Regions from separate parts of the Homo sapiens genome. Here region 1 is linked to region 2. Evidence: chromatin contacts called from ENCODE Hi-C or POLR2A ChIA-PET data. All regions are on one chromosome and are shown on one strand. The core of a region is the stretch at or near the end of the contact, and the rest is flanking DNA. Distances in the headings are between cores, read along the strand shown. Region 1 has its middle 24 kb from the start of CP. Region 2 holds the start of PLSCR1 (phospholipid scramblase 1).

Region 1 (3,698 bases), core at 355-2,854, 2.7 Mb after region 2:
GTTGAAAATTATCATTTTCCTTGTCCACTTTGTTTGGTTTTGAAGCATAGGTGTTGATACTGTCTTCGAAGTACCAGGATTCATTCTCATCAAATATCATGAAGTGGAGAACACGGTGAACTATGTTGGGGTTGATGTCTTTGCGGCATACAGAGAGAGGGCCTACCAGTCCACTGTGAAGGTCCTGAGGAGGCAAAGCAAGATCGTTCACTGTGGCCACAACTAACATTTTCCCCCACAAAATAAAAGAGGTAGAATCCGGTTTTAGTTTTTAATGAGGTCAAATCCTGAGTTTTTAATTATCAGGATTCTGAGAGTGAAGAACAAAATATTTGACATGCTCAATGTTTGATTGAAGAAAAATTGTAACCTCATTCATTAGAGTTGAAGTCTAAAGAGAACACCAAACCTCTGAAAGGGATTTTAGATACATTTTTCAGTGGATTTAGCTCTATTTTTGACATTTTAATAAAAAAAGAATTTTGGTTTTAATTAGAATTCCTGGCATTGAAGTTGGTTGGCAGGAAGTCTAAAGGAGTTAGTCCCTTCACCTTTGTGCTTTTGCCCCTGCAGCAGCTTTTAGTTGAGAGTCTTGGTTTGTTTGTCTTCATTTTGTTTTTGAATTAAATCTCTGTGTAGATTCTTGTTCCAGGCAGAGTGGGCCAAGATAAGAGTTCAAATAGAATACTTGCACTGTTTTTTTTTTTTTTTAGTGCAAATAAACTTGAACCCTATAGTTGAGGGTTTTAAATATAAACACACACACACATACACCCCCCTACACACACAATATGTATATATATATTTCTTATTAATCATAGAATTATACCATTCTTTATTTATGATTACTATTGTTACTATTATTATTATTTAGAGACCAAGTTTTGCTGTGTCACCTAGGCAATGGAGTGACCATAGCTCAGCATAATCTTGAACTCCTGGACTCAAGCAATCCTCCTACCTCAGCCTCCCGTAGCTAGGACTACAGGCATGTGCCACTGCGCCTGGCTAATTTTAAAATTTTTTGTATAGACATCAGCCACCACATCCAACTGAATTTTAAAATTCTTTAGTGTATGTTGTTTTCTGTAATTCGAATACTATTCAGTGGAACAAAGTATAGTCTATTATTGTATAATTAGATATATTTTTCAATTCACAGTGAGATTATGCAAAGAATTATAAGCCTAAGTAATCATGAGGTAATAGTTTATTTTGCTCTTGAAAAATGCAGACCAATGTAGGAATAAAAGCTGAACAGTAATTAAGTTACTTAATAGAAAGTTTACATGGAACTAAGGTTCTTAAGAGCAATGATAAATACCTTCTTCCTTCCGTTATAATTTCTGGGAGGAGATAGGATAAGAACTGTTATTTGATTTAAAATTTACCTTAGCCACAGATACAGTTGAATAGTAAAACCAAGGTATGCATTCAAAGTCCAGTGAGGTAGGACCAGTTCTATCAGGTATCTGCCAAGTATATATTTGAATCTCTCCTGAAATAGACAAATGAAGTGTATTTAAATAGAGCTTTTAAAATCAGACTTCTTTACGGAGAACCAGACAATGAGCAAACACTAAAGCTATAAAAATAGTAGGCAGCATAGTCCTAGCTTTCACTTCTGGTTTCACTTCTTGCTTTGTGATCTTAGTCAATGTGGCAATTACTCAATGTGACAAAGCCTTGAATCCCTGCTCTGAACATTCCAATGTGTGGATCACATGTACCTCCTCCCTGCCCTCAAGGCTGTGCATATTAGTCCTATTGGATCTTAATTCTATATTCTATATTGCAGTGAAGTTCTTTTGCTCCCTCCCCACCGTAATTCTGTATCTCCCACTTCCACAGATCCATGGGAGTTATAGTCCTATGACATTAACCAACCCCACCTCCAGCTCCCAAATCTGTAACAATCTACTTAGCACTAACCCTTGCCTTCCAGTACATCACACAATGCCTGGCATACAGCAGGTAGAGTACTCAGAAGTGTTTGTGGAATGCATGTAGTAGATCCTTTCTTAACTAATCAGAGCAGTGGACTGACTTGCAAACTCCCTTGATATGAGACTTAACAGACCACAGGACTGCTTTTAAAAACAAAAAGAAACATTTCGCCCACCATCAAAGTCTATTGTCAGTCCCTCTGCTTTACAAATCTTTTCTTTCTGAATTTGGCTTTCATTGATACTCTTAATTTCCAAAACTACTTGTTTTGGTGAGCAACTATAGTGGACATTCTGATGCCACCCCTAGATTCCCAATCAAGAATGAAGAACATTTCACTCCAGCAGGCGTCAGCCTCCTTTAGAGAGAGCCTTGGCTGAAGAAAGCTACCTTGCTCAAGATTGCATCTAATGACTGCTTCAGGGACATAACAGCCCAGCTCTCTCACTCCAGCTTAGGAAAGCTGAAGGTCACCCTATCTTCAGAACTGTGTTGGCTGTGACTTCTGTTGAGGCTGCATCTCTGCTTAACCTCACTCCCTGTCCAATCCTACTCATTTCTCATTCTTTCCATATTAGTTGATTCCAAGAGCACTATCTACACACAAATCCTCATATCACAGTCTGCTTACTGGGCATTTTTAAGTAAAATATATTAATGTTCTTCTGAGTTAATTATGTTGAATGGCATGCTGTATAGCAGTGATTCCATTCCACGGAAATGTTAATACATGGGGTCCATCATTTCCTCTTATTGGCTCAATCCTCCCCCACTTTCTCACATATTGCATCTTGTACTCAACTCCTACTTTAGCACTTTAGTTGGAGAGATTGTATATAGTATAAGAATACCTGGCAGCTGGACAGGTACAGCGGTGGGAGGGAGGGTGGACCTAGAGGAGAAATTCATACACTGGGGAGGTAGGCCCTGAAGACCAAACCTTCACTTCACAGTTTTGCTCATGGTGCCCCAGCCTGGAAGTAAACTTGACTTGCAGAAGGAACTCCCCCGCCAAATGCTTTCTTCAGGCTCATCTTACTAGTCCACTCGTCTCTCTCATCTGGAACTGCACCCATATATTTAAAAGAACATTAGCCTCGTAGTCCTGCATAAAAGCTTTGGGGATTATTTTTCTCCCAAAGTAGTTACCTGGCTGAGTTGGAACAACAGTGGAATTATTTGTTTTCACTCCATGAGCATGAATAGAATACGGTCTTGCGGCTTTATTTTTAAAGATAATTTGAATTATTTGACCAGGGTTGAGCAATATTAATGGACCTAGGGAATATAAAAAGAAATATGTCTGAGTAATTGTTATTTATTTTAAATTATGAGTCATCTCTCTTCTTATTTACACAGTGACTTATTCTTATCCTTTTACTTAACATGCAGCCAAATGAAATAAAAACATTTAACAAGTAGATCATTGCTGATTTATGAAACATGATTTTTGCCTGAAATTTTTAAATCATTTAGAATTTTATGAGTTTTTTTTTTTTTTTTTTTGCCAGAAAACTTATTTTAATGAACAACGGTTTATGCCTAGGAAAACATACAATTTAAAAATGAAACCCTTTCTTTTCTTTCTTGACCAATCTCAACTTTCAAGCCTTTTATTCCCTTGCTCCTTATTCTACTGGAGGATTGCAAGGAGCTGCAAGGCCTGTTTATTGACCCAAAGTGATTTTCTCTCTTACAGACTAAAAACCTTCATTTTACTCTCTCTCCCTTTCATCCTAAGCCAGAAACTA
Region 2 (4,133 bases), core at 1,105-3,604:
GTGAGGTTCCCTCTGTCTATAATGCCCTCCACCAACCCACTCACCCACACGTCTATAGACTAGTTGATTTGAGACTTCCCTCAGCTCTCAATCTGACTCTCCTCAACACCCCCAACCCCACCACCCCAGCCTAAATAGTAGGCTGGCTATAGTATCCAGGATTGTGTAAGTAAATTCTATGACGTTCTCACAACCACAAAATTGCCTCATGATGCATTTCTCAGAATGTATTCCTGTATTTAAGCAACACATGATTATGTTGGACTTCCTAGCCTCCAGAACTGTAAGAAATAAATTTCTGTCCTTTATAAATTACCAAGTCTCAGGTATTCTTTTACAGCAGCAGACAACATATGGAGACATCATTTTTTTCTAATCACTTCTTAAAAGAACATATGGAAAATTGAAGAGTGCAACTATTAAGTTCTGATTAAAAAGTGTTTTGGTTTTTTAATTTAGCACTATTCAGGGCAGTGCAATACAGTGTGTATATACACAGATACACATATATACACATAGAAATTCTTCCTATATAAATATTCACTAAATATAAAGCTTGTGTGGTTTTAAAGGAATTAATTGAAGGCATAGAGCATGCAAGGCACTATACCAGGCACTAGAGCACAATACCTAGACACTAGGGGAGACAGACAATTAAGAATTAAATATATTATTAAAAATACTCTAAGTGCTATAAATAAAATTAATGTTGCTATAAGAAAGGGTTATGGGGCACTAACTTAGATGGTGGTAGGGGGTTTAAGAAAAGTCAGACTAGGAGATGAAGGAAGTCTCAAATCAACTAGTCTATGGAGGTATGGTGGGTGGGGTGTTGGAGGGCATCATAGATAGAGGGAACTCCATAGGTAGAATTCCTGAGCTGGAGGAACGTCCCTCATTCAAGTAAAGGAAGACGAGTGAGGTTACAGAGCAAAAGAGGGAGACATTCTTAGAGATGAAGATGGAGAAGTACATAAGGGTCTGCTCACACACATCTGATGTCTCTCCACCTGTATGTACTCTAAGCTCCTTTACAGATCTAAAGGCAGTTTGATCTATAAACCAGCTATTTTACATGCCACTTTTCTATCCAATTGCATAAATCCACTCTTTCCCTTTATATGTCTTTTTCATTTCCCCGCATTTTCTCATTGTTCAAAGCCCTACTATTGTTGTAAACAGGGTGGCATTAAGACAAAGGTTTGCTCTTAGAAAAAGTTCAAGAAGGGAGCCCCCAAACTGTCTGACACGTTTAAGTGTCACTTGTAGTAACCATGTATCTCAATGTGATAAGCCAGAAAAAACAACGACTGCCTGTTCCTGGAACTGGGAAGTGGCCATGCCAAGACTTCCAGGAATAACAGTGCATGAATGAAACCACCTGGGAACCAGAGAATCAGCTTGGAGAAGCAGGAACTTTGTCAAATATTTAAAATAATAAGAGCTAACTTTCACTGAGTACTTTCTGTAGCGCCAGGCACTGCTCTAAGAATTTTACATTAATACTCTGTAGCTCATTTAATAGTTACACAATTTCAGAGATGAGGCAATGGAAAGAACATATATAAGAAGAAAGTGGCTGACAGTCCACAGACGTGAAGCAGTAGAGGCCGAATTTAAAGTCGGGGAGCCTGACTGGAGCTAATGGTCTTAGGAACCGTGCTAGATACCGCCACTATCTTTCCTAAGCTGGTATTGTAGAGGGCCTAGCATAGATGTGGGCTCCGGCGGACTTCATTGAATACTTACTGATAAATGACAGCTTGCAGGCTGTATTAACCATTCCTTCTAATAGCCCCACTACGCTGGCACATGCTCCTGAGCCCAGACTCTACCCAGGATTCAGGGCCGCTCTCTACCTGTAAAGCAGTGTAGCTAAGGGGAAGCTGAGCCCCGCAAGGCGTTTTCAGGCAGGGCACCCCTTGTCATTCGAATGGTTCTGGGGTGAGCCCGGGTGCCGCTGGGCCGCCTGGGGCCCCTTGCCGTGTACCTGCTCCACTTCCAGGGTCCCTTTCAGAGGCCTCTTGCATTTCTGGCCCCAACCTTCACCCCACATCCTCCACCCCCAGAGCAGCAAACACAACCTGCGGGCCCTCGCGCCGGTTCCCCACAAGTTGCCCTCCACACCTGACCCCGGCCCTGGCCCCAGCGCAGGCTCCGCGCAGTTCCCGCGCCCAAGTCCCCAGGAGGCGGCAGAGAAAGCCGCCCGCGCACCTCTGGCTGCCGCTGTTTCCGCTCCCGAGCGAGACAAGGTCCAGAGAGCCGGGGCCAGGCGATGGCTTCCTCTTCTGCGCCTCTAGACTGCCGGGCACAGCTGCTGCGCAACCTTCTCAGAAGTCAGCCGGAAAAGGGTCTGGGAGTAACCTTTGCGCCAACACCCGCGGCTCCTGGTTTCGTTTCCTGAATCTTACGTACACAACACGGTTTCCTTTTCCCGGTTCCCGCGCTGGCGCTCGGGGACCCACGAGACTACTGGAGGGTGAAGGAGCTGGAGGAGGGACTGCGCCCACCCCCTGGTGTGAGGCCCCTCCCCTACCCCCGACTTGCTTTCTTGCTCATTGGAGAGACTCCAGAGACGTTTGTCCGGTGGTTAAGGAGAGGAACTGGGACTCCGACACTAACTGGAACTGGAAAGTCATCAGCTGGGGAGTGGCCTCCCCCGGGAACTTTCTTTACTCTGGCTTTGACCTCCATCCCTCGGAAGCCCGTGGCTTTTCAAGGCGAGGGAGTAGAGGCAGCTTAAGACTACAAATGAGGAGGGGCCAAAATTGTTTTTCTTTATGGTGCCTTTTCTTTCTTGCTGTCTTGCTCTTTCTTTCCTTCTATTAAATTATGTGATATTACTTTTTAATTTTTAAGCAGTTATTTGAATGTTTTCGAGCTCACTTTATTTTTTTATAAATATTGTTCCTTTTTAAACTAAAATAGTTTTTATTCTGTGTATTTAAGTTATTTGTATGACATATCCATCAACTCCTATAATTACACATTTCCCCCCTTGGGGCAAGAGCAGCTATAATCTACTTATTTAGCATAAATCCTGAATACCACTATCATTAACTATAGCCCTCATGTTGTACATTAGGTCTTCCCATTTGTTCATCCTACGTGTTTGTAACTTTGTATACTTTTACCTAAATTTCCCCATTTCTCCTGACCCCACTCCAACCTGGATGACCCTGGATAAACCAGTGGTCCCCAACCTTTTTGGCACCAGGGACCAGTTTCACGGAAGAGGATTTTTCCATGGACCAGGGCCGGGTGGCAGACGGTTTCAGGATGATTCAAGCACATTACGTGTATTGCGCACTTTACTTCTATTATTATTACATTGTAATATATAATAAAATAATTATACAACTCACCATAATGTGGAATCAGTGGGAGCCCTGACCTTGTTTTCCTGCAATTAGAAGGTCCCATCTGGGAACGGTGGGAGACAGTGACACCAGAAGTGTGTTGCTTATGTCCAGTCTACTCCGTAATCTTGTTTTGGTTGCTGTCACTGCAGAAAATCCTGCTTCACAAAGATAGCATGTTGGAAATGGAAGCAGACTCTTCAGTGCTTTTGTGGCAATCTCAGGATATCCCACCTTGAGTTTAATCCAGAACATGGGATTTGAAGCTGTCTCAAACATACTTTTAAGGCCACCATCATTTGTGATCTCAAGCAATTGATCCTCTTCTAGTACGGACAAAATCGATTCACCTGACTTACTCACAAATGGGTCATGGATACATTCATTCCCAGTTCAGGGTTCTTTTGTGGTTGGGTAGTAATGCTCGAACTCTTTTGAAAGCTAAGATAGGTGATCATGCATCAGCTGAGAGAAAGAAGCTGCTGGCTCAGTCTTCTTCAAAATCTCTGCTAATGTTTGAAACATGTCAAAAATCTCAATGTTCATTCGTTGCCCCCATAATTCCAGTTTGGCTTTCAATGCAACCAATTTATCTGCTTCCTTGAACACAGTTGTCCTTCTCTCCTGAAGCGACAAGTTGAGTTCATAGATCGAGTTGAATACATCACACAAGTAAGCAAGTTTTGCAACCCTTTCTGTGTCACTGAAATGTGCCGCCAATGGTGACTGATTTTCTAAAATAAATCTCTGGAGCAGCTCTCATAATTCAAAAAT

The links. A loop is a pair of places that touch in the nucleus more often than their neighbours do. ChIA-PET counts read pairs that join two places held with the same protein, here RNA polymerase II (POLR2A). Pooled maps may share reads with other maps.
Region 1: a loop to region 2 is called in a map with no recorded cell type, with 14 times the contacts of the local background. The contact joins the enhancer-like site here to the promoter of PLSCR1 in region 2. A Hi-C loop is called at or near these places in 1 of 37 single-sample maps with no recorded cell type and 1 of 50 pooled maps. POLR2A ChIA-PET finds 5 or more read pairs at or near these places in 1 of 52 experiments (activated T-cell).

The regions. Positions count from the first base shown.
Region 1 is chr3:149,244,272-149,247,969 of GRCh38, forward strand. It overlaps the pseudogene CPHL1P. Among named protein-coding and RNA genes, the nearest start is that of CP, 24 kb to the left of the region's middle. Within about 2 kb of position 1,605, at least 7 of the 41 ENCODE cell types and tissues checked have a DNase peak (open chromatin) inside an H3K27ac peak, as active enhancers do.
Region 2 is chr3:146,542,253-146,546,385 of GRCh38, forward strand. PLSCR1 (phospholipid scramblase 1) reads right to left here and starts at 2,355. Exons shown (of 9, transcript NM_021105.3): 1 at 2,215-2,355. RefSeq lists an enhancer at 2,205-2,684.